Linked DNA regions of Mus musculus: region 1 is linked to region 2. The links are chromatin contacts, found by Hi-C in ENCODE. All regions are on one chromosome and are shown on one strand. Each heading gives the region's core, a stretch centred on a gene start or an enhancer-like site at or near the end of the contact. The rest is flanking DNA. Distances are from core to core; before and after follow the strand shown.

The links. A loop is a pair of places that touch in the nucleus more often than their neighbours do.
Region 1: a map of T-helper 17 cell shows a loop between it and region 2 (4-fold over the local background). The contact joins the promoter of Utp3 here to the promoter of Ythdc1 in region 2. A Hi-C loop is called at or near these places in 2 of 37 maps with a recorded cell type or tissue (T-helper 17 cell and T-helper 2 cell).

The regions. Positions count from the first base shown.
Region 1 is chr5:88,550,058-88,556,658 of GRCm38, forward strand. It overlaps Utp3 (UTP3 small subunit processome component), which reads left to right and starts at 4,405. Exons shown (of 1, transcript NM_023054.2): 1 at 4,405-6,033. The coding sequence starts at 4,557. The coding sequence ends at 5,966.
Region 2 is chr5:86,802,849-86,808,982 of GRCm38, forward strand. Ythdc1 (YTH domain containing 1) reads left to right here and starts at 1,418. Exons shown (of 17, transcript NM_001347375.1): 1 at 1,418-1,743. The coding sequence starts at 1,716.

The DNA.
Region 1 (6,601 bases), core at 3,155-5,654, 1.8 Mb after region 2:
AATAGTCTCCCAGCCAAAAAAAGCCCAGGACCAGACGGGTTTAGTGCAGAGTTCTATCAGACCTTCAAAGAAGATCTAACTCCAGTTCTGCACAAACTTTTTCACAAGATAGAAGTAGAAGGTATTCTACCCAACTCATTTTATGAAGCCACTATTACTCTGATACCTAAACCACAGAAAGATCCAACAAAGATAGAGAACTTCAGACCAATTTCTCTTATGAACATCGATGCAAAAATCCTTAATAAAATTCTCGCTAACCGAATCCAAGAACACATTAAAGCAATCATCCATCCTGACCAAGTAGGTTTTATTCCAGGGATGCAGGGATGGTTTAATATACGAAAATCCATCAATGTAATCCATTATATAAACAAACTCAAAGACAAAAACCACATGATCATCTCGTTAGATGCAGAAAAAGCATTTGACAAGATCCAACACCCATTCATGATAAAAGTTCTGGAAAGATCAGGAATTCAAGGCCAATACCTAAACATGATAAAAGCAATATACAGCAAACCAGTAGCCAACATCAAAGTAAATGGAGAGAAGCTGGAAGCAATCCCACTAAAATCAGGGACTAGACAAGGCTGCCCACTTTCTCCCTACCTTTTCAACATAGTACTTGAAGTATTAGCCAGAGCAATTCGACAACAAAAGGAGATCAAGGGGATACAAATTGGAAAAGAGGAAGTCAAAATATCACTTTTTGCAGATGATATGATAGTATATATAAGTGACCCTAAAAATTCCAACAGAGAACTCCTAAACCTGATAAACAGCTTCGGTGAAGTAGCTGGATATAAAATTAACTCAAACAAGTCAATGGCCTTTCTCTACACAAAGAATAAACAGGCTGAGAAAGAAATTAGGGAAACAACACCCTTCTCAATAGCCACAAATAATATAAAATATCTCGGCGTGACTCTAACGAAGGAAGTGAAAGATCTGTATGATAAAAACTTCAAGTCCCTGAAGAAAGAAATTAAAGAAGATCTCAGAAGATGGAAAGATCTCCCATGCTCATGGATTGGCAGGACCAACATTGTAAAAATGGCTATCTTGCCAAAAGCAATCTACAGATTCAATGCAATCCCCATTAAAATTCCAACTCAATTCTTCAACGAATTAGAAGGAGCAATTTGCAAATTCATCTGGAATAACAAAAAACCGAGGATAGCAAAAACTCTTCTCAAGGATAAAAGAACCTCTGGTGGAATCACCATGCCTGACCTAAAGCTTTACTACAGAGCAATTGTGATAAAAACTGCATGGTACTGGTATAGAGACAGACAAGTGGACCAATGGAATAGAATTGAAGACCCAGAAATGAACCCACACACCTATGGTCACTTGATCTTCGACAAGGGAGCCAAAACCATCCAGTGGAAGAAAGACAGCATTTTCAACAATTGGTGCTGGCACAACTGGTTGTTATCATGTAGAAGAATGCGAATCGATCCATACTTATCTCCTTGTACTAAGGTCAAATCTAAGTGGATCAAGGAACTTCACATAAAATCAGAGACACTGAAACTTATAGAGGAGAAAGTGGGGAAAAGCCTTGAAGATATGGGCACAGGGGAAAAATTCCTGAACAGAACAGCAATGGCTTGTGCTGTAAGATCGAGAATTGACAAATGGGACCTAATGAAACTCCAAAGTTTCTGCAAGGCAAAAGACACTGTCTATAAGACAAAAAGACCACCAACAGACTGGGAAAGGATCTTTACCTATCCTAAATCAGATAGGGGACTAATATCCAACATATATAAAGAACTCAAGAAGGTGGACTTCAGAAAATCAAATAACCCCCTTAAAAAATGGGGCTCAGAACTGAACAAAGAATTCTCACCTGAGGAATACCGAATGGCAGAGAAGCACCTGAAAAAATGTTCAACATCCTTAATCATCAGGGAAATGCAAATCAAAACAACCCTGAGATTCCACCTCACACCAGTGAGAATGGCTAAGATCAAAAATTCAGGTGACAGCAGATGCTGGCGAGGATGTGGAGAAAGAGGAACACTCCTCCATTGTTGGTGGGATTGCAGGCTTGTACAACCACTCTGGAAATCAGTCTGGCGGTTCCTCAGAAAATTGGACATAGTACTACCGGAGGATCCAGCAATACCTCTCCTGGGCATATATCCAGAAGAAGCCCCAACTGGTAAGAAGGACACATGCTCCACTATGTTCATAGCAGCCTTATTTATAATAGCCAGAAACTGGAAAGAACCCAGATGCCCCTCAACAGAGGAATGGATACAGAAAATGTGGTACATCTACACAATGGAGTACTACTCAGCTATTAAAAAGAATGAATTTATGAAATTCCTAGCCAAATGGATGGACCTGGAGAGCATCATCCTGAGTGAGGTAACACAATCACAAAGGAACTCACACAATATGTACTCACTGATAAGTGGATACTAGCCCAAAACCTAGGATACCCACGATATAAGATACAATTTCCTAAACACATGAAACTCAAGAAAAATGAAGACTGAAGTGTGGACACTATGCCCCTCCTTAGAAGTGGGAACAAAACACCCATGGAAGGAGTTACAGAAACAAAGTTTGGAGCTGAGATGAAAGGATGGACCATGTAGAGACTGCCATATCCAGGGATCCACCCCATAATCAGCATCCAAACGCTGACACCATTGCATATACTAGCAAGATTTTATCGAAAGGACCCAGATGTAGCTGTCTCTTGTGAGACTATGCCGGGGCCTAGCAAACACAGAAGTGGATGCTCACAGTCAGCTAATGGATGGTTCACAGGGCTCCCAATGGAGGAGCTAGAGAAAGTACCCAAGGAGCTAAAGGGATCTTCAACCCTATAGGTGGAACAACATTATGAACTAACCAGTACCCCTGAGCTCTTGACTCTAGCTGCATATGTATCAAAAGATGGCCTAGTCGGCCATCACTGGAAAGAGAGGCCCATTGGACACGCAGACTTTGTGTGCCCCGGTACAGGGGAACGCCAGGGCCAAAGGGGGGGAGTGGGTGGGTAGGGGAGTGGGGGTGGGTGGGTAAGGGGGACTTTTGGTATAGCATTGGAAATGTAAATGAGCTAAATACCTAATAAAAAATGGAAAAAAAAAAAAAAGAAAAAAAAGACAAGACCCCATGTGGTATGCATAATCACGACTTTGTATATCCTTTTAAATAAGGAAGCTGACATAAAAGGTCATACATTTGAGATAGCTTAGGTGGTAGCCCTGTCTACTAAGCTTGACACCAGTTCGATTCTCTTAGACCCATATGTCACTTCTCCCATTTGACTGAGTTTTCTGTTTGGTGTACCCGTGCGCCCTCCTAAACCACAAGGTCTCCTATTTTGGCCTTTATCTCTTTTCCTTTTCCTCTTCTTCCTCTTCCCTCCTCTTTCCTCCTCCCCACTTCTTCTCCCCTTCTCCCTCTCTCCCCTCTCCCTCTTCTTTCTCTTCTCCTCCCCTCCCTTGTTAAATCTATTTTGCTCATTTCCTTCCTTCATTCTCCTCTCTCCTCTCCCCTCCCTCCCTTGTTAAATCTATTTTGCTCATTTCCTTCCTTTATTCTCCCCTCCCCTCCCCCCCCCCATCTCTGCCTAAAACGCTGCCACGGAAGTTTGGTGCTTGATCAATGTTGAAGAACACAACAATGAATAATCATTAAATGTTGCAACCCAATTCTATACATAGGAGGCTGTCCGCGGCTGACAGCCTCACAGTTTTCCAGAACGTCTAGAAAAGCGAAGCTATTCCAGTAGAAGGACACCGCGCGTCTTTTACTCTTCCCGGTTACATCGTCCCCAAAAAACCCCGAAGTCCTCTCTCGGGTCGCCTAAAAGCAGAGACTCGCCGCGCGGGGCCCGGAAACGCGGCGCCTACGGTAGCAACTCCCAGGCAAAAACAGAGAAAAGCACCAATCCGGGAGGCTGAGGCTGACAACATGGCGAGTCCCGGCTTCAGAAGTCAAGACAGACAAAAAACAAAACTAAACAAAACACAAACAAAACCCTGACTAACTTCCACTCTGGCAAACGGAGAACACGAAACCGTGAGCTGGGCAACTATCTAGCGTGGCCCAGTGGGCGCCCTGCCGACGCGTGGGAACGTAGATGCCCCGCGCCCTCTGTCGGCCGCGGGCTGTCTCGCGGCGTCCCTGGCGGGATTCCGGCTTCACGCCGGAAGTCACCAGAGAGAGAGAGAGCTCGGAAGTAGCCACAAAAGGATCCGCGGAACGGAAATATCCTTGGCCTAGCGTTCCTACCCGGAAGTTTTCATTCGCCGGAACCGACTGGTTTTTAAAAAGACACGGCGGCGGGATTACGCTGGGGGGGGGGGGGGGAGCGGAAGTTTAGGCGCGCGCGCTGCGCGGAGAGCACCCTGGGAGCGGAAGGAAACAGGCCTTTCCCAGACTCTCTGCTCCGGTGGTCACCGACTTGGGTTCGCGGAGCGTGCTGGTGCTGAAAGCCTCCGCTTGCCGGCATCATTCTGGGCGGAGGTCAGAAGTGGCGGAAATCGCGGCGTCGCTTGGGAACCCGGGACCGCTGGTGAGCCATGGTGAAGAAATCACGGCGGCGTGGAGCGGCTCAGTGGGCCGCCGTGCGGGCCCAGGCAGGTCTCACCGCCACGGACGAAAATGAGGACGACTTGGGGTTGCCGCCCTCTCCAGGGGACTCCAGCTACTACCAAGACCAGGTAGATGAGTTCCATGAAGCGCGATCTCGGGCAGTCCTGGCCAAGGGCTGGAACGAAGTCGAGAGTGGGGAGGAGGATGGCGATGAGGAGGAAGAGGTGCTACCTCTAGATATTGATGATGGAGATGACGAAGATGGAGAGAGTTCGGAGGAGGAGGAGGTTGGAGAGGATGATGACGGCGGAAGCTCCGTGCAGAGTGAGGCTGAGGCCTCTGTGGACCCTAGCTTGTCCTGGGGTCAGAGAAAAAAGCTTTATTACGATACGGACTATGGTTCCAAATCCCGAGGCCGTCAGAGTCAGCAAGAAGTAGAAGAGGAGGAAAGAGAAGAAGAGGAGGAGGCACAGATAATTCAGCGGCGCTTGGCCCAAGCCCTGCAAGAGGATGATTTTGGAGTCGCTTGGGTGGAGGCCTTTGCAAAGCCGGTGCCCCAGGTAGACGAAGCTGAGACAAGGGTTGTGAAGGATTTGGCTAAAGTCTCGGTAAAAGAGAAGCTGAAAATGTTGAAGAAAGAATCACCAGAGCTCTTAGAGCTCATAGAAGACCTCCAAGCCAAGTTGACAGAGGTGAAGGATGAGTTAGAACCCTTGTTACAGTTGGTGGAGAAAGGGGTCATTCCAACTGGAAGAGGAAGCGAATACCTGAAGACTAAGTATAATCTCTACTTGAACTATTGCGCCAACATTAGCTTTTATTTGATCTTAAAAGCCCGGAGAGTCCCTGCACATGGACATCCTGTTATAGAAAGGCTTGTTACCTACAGAAATCTGATCAACAAGCTGTCGGTTGTGGATCAGAAACTGTCCTCTGAAATCCGTCACCTCCTCACAGCCAAGGATGGTGCTGTAAAGAAAGAAATGACTCCAAAAGCAAAATTAACCAAAACCAAGCCCAAGTCTGTAAAGCAGGCTGCTGCTGTTGCCCTGACTGATGAGCCTGATTTTGATGGGGCTGCTCTCAAGTACTATAAGGAAATGGAAGACAGGCAAGAGTTGAAGAGAAAGAAGGAAGAAAACAGTGCTGAAGAACAGGCTCTCGAAGAACAAAATGCAAAGAGAGCCATTACCTACCAGATTGCTAAAAATAGGGGACTTACACCCAGGAGAAAGAAGATTGATAGAAATCCCAGAGTGAAACATAGGGAAAAGTTCAGAAAAGCCAAAATCCGACGACGAGGCCAGGTTCGTGAAGTTCGCAGAGAAGAACAGCGGTACAGTGGTGAACTCTCTGGCATTCGTGCTGGAGTTAAGAAGAGCATTAAGCTTAAGTAAAGTTGCTCTTTGGCCTAGCTTTTGGCAATTATTTTAGGTCAATAAAAAGTGTTTTGAAGTAAAGTGATTGTGTTTGTAATACCTATTTTTTTTTCTTTAAGTTTAAAATTTGTTGTCAGCAGGGAATTAGGGGTTGCTGCTTTGGGCTTTGTTGGTTGGTCTTTTGTACTGGGTGCTGAGAACTTGAACCTGGAGCCTGTGCATAACTAACCAAGCACTCATACAAGTGAGCTGTCTCCAGCCCGGGGTTGCTACTTTATTCATCCATTAAAGTCCTACTAAGAATTGTAATTGGAGGGTAAAAAAACTGTGTAATATTTTAGCACATTAGCCTAGAAAGTTTCCCCACCTAGTTGTGCAGTGTTAATGAAATTAACACTTTAACACTTTTATATAAGTTTTCATGTGGAGACAATGAAAACCTTTGACAGTCATGGGGGGGGGGTTGTTTGTTTCTTTTTTGTAAGATAGCCTGCAAAAGTGATCTAACAGATTTCAATTATAATTGTAATTCTTGGGACAGAATATTTGTACATATGCATTTACCGTGCATCTGTGGTAAAAAGCAGCTTTGGTTAAATGTGACAGAAAGGATAATTGCACCAATTGTATTTTTTTAATAATCCTTTTTATGG
Region 2 (6,134 bases), core at 168-2,667:
TACTGGAATGCCCCTCAGATCTTCATAAAGTCTTTGTATGTGCTTTCCGAAGACAATTAGTGCTTATTTGTTATTGTCTCTTATCTTTTACCATCAGTCTTCACCTCCACAGGAGGGCCTCTGTACTAGCTTTTCTCCATAAAAAGGGGTCTTATCACTATAGCAACTGTCTGTCTGTCTGTCTGTCTGTCTCTCTCTCTGTTTTCCAAGTCAAGGTTTCTCTGTGTAGCCCTGGCTGTCTTGGATCTTGCTTTGTAGACCAGGCTGTTCTTGAACTCAGATATCTGCTTGCCTCCTCCCTAATGGGAGGATTAAAGGTATGCATCACCCTTTTCTAGCTAGCTTTTTTTTTTTTTAATAAAGTTCACAATTTTCTTTTTCCCTTTTGTCTTTTTTCTTCCTTTCCATTTTTTTTTGTTTGTTTTTCTTTTGAGCTAAGGTTTCACTGTAGCCCTGGCTATCCCAGTACTGTTCACTCTATAGACCAGGCTGGGCTCTAACTCAGAGATTCCCCTGCCTCTGCTTTCAGAATGCTGGGTTTCAAGGTGTGCACCACCACTCCTGGCGTCAGCACAACTTTCAATTTGTTTACTCAAACCTTGGCTGCCTTAACTAGAAGATAAACTCAGACTTCCTTTGAGGGAGAACACATTTGTTTGTTTATTTTTGAAGCAGGGTTTCTGTGTAGCCATGGGTGTCTTGGAACTCAATCTGTATGCCAGGATGGCCTCGAACTCACAGGGATCCTCCTGCCTCTGCCTCTGCCTCTGCCTCTCCAGTGCTGGGATTAAAGATGAGCCCAAATACCACCCAACAATAAAGCTATTCTTAACCCCTGGTCCTAGAACAATATTTAAAAAGAAGTAGTAGACACTACTAATCAAATAAAAGAAAATTAAATATATAAAAAAGACATAGCCGGGCAGTGGTGGTTTATGCCTTTAATCTCAGCACTTGGGAGGCATAGGCAGGCGGATTTCTGAGTTCGAGGCCAGCCTGGTCTACAGAGTGAGTTCCAGGACAGCCAGGGCCACACAGAGAAACCCTGTCTCGTAAAACCAAAGAAAGACATAACACCCTTTCTGATGGTGTCTCACACTAACCATTCAAGGCCTTCCAAACGTTTCTGGTGAGATGTCTGCATCCTTGAGCTGTAGGAAGCACAGCAGAGAAGCCTAAATACCGATTATCCTCTGGAACGAGGGCGGTTCCCTGGACGTCAAGTTTGCGCGCGGGGCGGGACGACGTGCCGAAGTCACGCCCTCTTACGTCCCGCTTCTCGCTCCAGTCCCCGTCCCCGCCTCCGCCCCCGCCCCGGTTCCCCGCACTGTGACGTTCCGCGAGAGGCACAGAGCGTAAACAGCGCAAGGCATTTCGGGAGCGGGATTGTTTCGCGCAGGAAGCAGGCTCCATTTTAGCGCCGCCCGGCGTCGCCATCTGTGTCTCTCTCCTCCCCCTTGTCTCTGTGGTGGCCGAACCCCAACAGGAAGGCTGAAGCCCGCGCCGACCGAGGCCAGAGAGCCAGGCGGGAAGAGAACCAGAGCACGGGAGGAAGGGTTGCGCGTAGGAAGCTGAGTGGAGCAGGTCAGGTCGAAGCGCGCGGCCCGCCGGACGGACTGACGGACGGACTCGTGCGCCTGCGGCCGCGTCTGCGGCGCCCGCGCGACTCGCGTCCCGGCGGCGGCGGTGGCGGCGGCGGAAGCCGGAGGGCAGCCATGGCGGCCGACAGCCGGGAGGAGAAAGGTGAGTGTGGAGGACGGGGCCTCGGGGCGGCCGGGCGAGGGGACCTAGGAGCCGCGGCCTGCGGGCGAGGCGGGAGGTTAGGGCCTCGCGCAGAGCAGGCGGCCGCATCGTGACCCGCTCCTTGCGAGGCCTGGCCTGCTGGGCCCGGCGTCCTCGTCTCTGCGGCGGCTCCCACCTCGACCAGGGCTTTGCTTCTCTCGTCACTCCCGGGAGCGGTTGGGAGAGGGCTTGCTTTGAGGAACTTGCCCCCGGGCACGTTTCCTGGCCGGATTATGCGGATGTAATGCGTATTTTTCTGAACTGTCGTCTTTTTGGTTGACTTTTTTCGAAAATAACGTCACAGTTAGCATTGTTAGACTAGTGAGTAGACTAGTTTAATTCATTCAGGTGGATTATTAATCATGAGAAATACCTGTAAGTAGCTTCTCACTGATCTTTTGGATAAGCTAAGAATCGCTTCTTTTATTCCTCGAGTATTTACTTTGGAAAGAAAGATATTAGGAAAAAAACAAACAAACAAACAAACACCCATGCCCCTTCTTCCAAAAGTCCTAGCAACGGATCTCCCAGAATAGTGCAGAGTTCTCAAAAGATTCAGCGAGGAATACGTAGGTGGAGGCTAGAGAGACTTGGAAAGATAAAAAGAAAACATTTTAGTTGATAAAATGTCATTTCTTCTGAAATACTATATAGAGACCACAGATGCCAGTATAGGATCCAGACCATAGAAGATACTCGTCTAGATGGGATGCAGTCTTGAGAGAGTTCTCAGCTCTGGGACTATCGCGACAGTCTTAGAAGAAAATAGTGCACACTTGCTGCCCTGCATTTCACAAATCTCTGCTTGTGGCTCATTAAATTTGAGGTGGAGATTTGTTAAGTGGGCTGAACAGTCATTAAAGCTTTTTTCCACTTTTCTGGTCTGTCTTGAGTGGGAATATGTTTAAAGATCTGTCTTTGTCATAAGCATCCTCCCCCCCCCCCCCCCCTTAGGGACATGGTTTCCATGTAGCCCTGCCTGTTCTGGAACTTGATTTGCAGACAGGCTGGCCTCAAACTTGAGAGATCTGCCTGCTTCTGCCTCCTGAGTGCAAGGCATGTGCCATCACTGCCCAGTTGAAGCAATTCTCGATGCACACATTGCAGTTTATTTTTTATTCTGAAACTAAACCTGTTCCTCGAGACATTCTGAAGGACTGTGAAGGAAGAATTCTGATAGTGAATAAAGGACTATCTTATTATATAAAGTCAGTTGTAAAAAAAAAAAAAAAAACCTGAAGATCCTTTCAACCTTTGATTGGCAGGATAAGATTTATGACTTAGTAGTTTTGGTGGCTGCCATGGTAGATGAACCAAACACAAAAGCGATTAAAATTCAGTTGTCAGTATAGTTTCTATTAAAGTGAAGATAATTTAGAAATCAGTAATATACAACAATGCACAGTGAAGTAATGATCATTTGCTTTTAGAAGTGGACTTAATATTGAAGATGCACTTTAAACACAAAAACTCGATTATTGAGTTGTGATGTCATTCGTCACCAATGCTTAGAATATTTGGAAATAGTTTTTTAAAACTTAATTTTTCTAATTGTGCTTTATTTGAATTTTCTGGTACAAGTGACTTTTTTATAGTTAAAATCAAGATTATTTCTCTATACTAGCAGCTAGTAAATACCTACTGGAAGTGCTTAGTGTTACTTGATCATTGTCACTCACCTATGAAAGTCAGTATTAAAACGAATAAGTACCTTTAATCCCAGCACTTGGGAGGCAGAGGCAGGCAGATTTCCGAGTTCGAGGCCAGCCTGGTCTACAGAGTGAGTTCCAGGACAAGTCAGGACTACACAGAGAAACCGTGTCTCGAAAAAACAAAAAACCAAAACAAAAAAACCGAATAAGTAATACTTAAAGAAAAGTGAGAATGTTAAGAGAAATTTGTATCATTTGTTATGTGTTTAACAGGAAAGTACGAAGATTATAAGAATCTTAGTCATAATGGTGGCAATGTAGGCCTTTAATCCCAGCACTTAGGAGGCAGAGGCAAGTAGATCTCTTGAGTACAAAGCCAGCTTGGTTTACAGAATGAGTTCTGGAGCAGGTAAGATTCCTTTTTATGGGAGAAGAGAAATGTCCCATAAAAAGGAATCTTAATCATGCTAAAACTTAAGCCTTTAATAAATTCATAACTTTTGGAAACTCTTGATTAAAAAACAAGTCTCAGAAAATAAGAAAGTTGCAATTATGCGTGTTAATCACAATGAATTTTAGAGTCATAGGAATTCTTAATTTATTGGGCTTTGTAATAAACATCAATTCCTGTAATGTTTCAGTTAATCCTCTATACTTGGATAGTCTACCAGCTCCCTGCTATTTTTGTGTTGATTTGTCCAAAAAGTTGACTGTTAATGTGAGTTTTTTAAAAATAATACTGGGAAACAACAGCACCTTGTGTATTCCATGGATTTTTCTCTATGATGAAGAAATGCACATCTTTTCTGATAAACATTTTACATGAATTTTATTTGAATCCCTACAGGATATAGTCTACAAAGAATAGTTAACCCAAAATGTGTATGAATTTTTGCTTTTGTAAGTAATTGTCTACATTTCCAGATCGAAAGCTTCAGGAGGGCAAGGGGTGTGATTGTCTTGTTTGTAGGTATCTTTTAAAGTATTGTGTCCTCTGTTCCTTAAATATTTATGTGGTTCGACTTTAATGAATAACAGCATAAGCATTGTAAAGTACAGAGCTGAGTTTTACTTACTCTCATGCATCATACACACAAGCTTCTGTGTATATAGCGTGTATAAACCTGTATACATGCTGTGGCTAGCACTGTTGGGAGCTAGTTGCTTGAGGAAGGGCTCTATAAAACAGTATGGGTTTGATTTACATCTCCTTTCATTTTGGATCTTGTTTTAGTTTACTGGTAGTAGAAGTGGGAAAATAAAGAGATACTATCTTTGGGTGCCAGTTGGTTATATGGAAGGTGGAAAATATTGATGGGAAGGTCTCTCTTCAAGTCTCTGGACATCATTTAGAAGAATAGTTGTTTTCAGGCTGGAAGTATAGCTCAGTAGCAAAGTATAGTTGTTTGCTTTTGTGAAAACCCTAGTTTGGTTCCCAGAACCCACATGTCAACTACCATTGTTCCTTACTCCAATTCCAGGGTCCAATGTCTGATATCCACCAGATTTGCTCATAGTCCACACATGTTTACATGTAGGCAAAACACACTGACACATTTAGAAGAATGGTGTCTTTTAATGACTGAAATTTATTTGAGGGATTATCCTGATGTAAATATACTTTGCTTGATAGCAAAAGGAAGAGATTGCTGGACATCCTGTTGCCTTGTTTTTACCTCACTGAAACTGTCATAAGTGAATTGAAGAAAAATTCCTGGCCTGGGTTTGAAAATGTGTATTTAACATCTCAGTTTTCTTTTCTTTTTTTTTTTTTTTAAAGATTTATTTATTATTATTCATTAGTACACTGTAGCTGTCTTCAGATGCACCAGAAGAGGGTGTCAGATCTCATTACGGATGGTTGTGAGCCACCATGTGGTTGCTGGGATTTGAACTCAGGACCTTCGGAAGAGCAGTCAGTGCTCTTAACCGCTGAGCCATCTCACCAGCCCCCCATCTCAGTTTTCTTAAGTACTCTTGATCTGATGCTGACCTGAAATAAATAGTATTTTGTATAGGTTTACCTTCAATGTTTGTGTAGAGTTTACTCTGTTAAACCAATCTTTCAGGAATTAAAGTTTATGACCTCTCCATGCAGAGTTATGAGAATTTGTTTGGTTAAGTCATTTAAATTTTTGGAACTTCATTTTAGAATTACTCTTGCAGGATATAACATCTAAGGCTAAGCTACTTCTAAAATCCTGCTTTTATTTCTGTCTAAAACACCACAAGCAGAATTACTAGTCTTGTTGCTTTTAATATCTTTTTGAAGTCAAAACAAGGCTCTAAGAAGTGATTCTTCTTTGTATTGCTTTGTTTAACCTCTACCTAGAAATTTGCACCTTTACCTCAAACTCAGTTTGCTAATTGTTTGGATAACAGTGATTTCCATATATGAAAGATAATATAAATACAAAGTATTTGCAGATAATTGTCTTTCTGTAGAGGGAGTTTTCTTTTTCAAAAGATGTATTTAAGAAAATTGAAGCAGCCTTTAAAAAGGTAACACTATCATAAGTAAAATTTGGGTTTGCAAATGTTGGAAAATTGCAAAATATGAAAGTAAAAGTACTTGGATTTTGTTAAGTCATTCTACTGGGATTGCTTAGAATTGACTTTTTCCCTGTACTTTTACAGTGTGTACTATACACCATCAATATTTGAGTCAGTAGTGAATTGCTTGTATGGTATGATCCCACG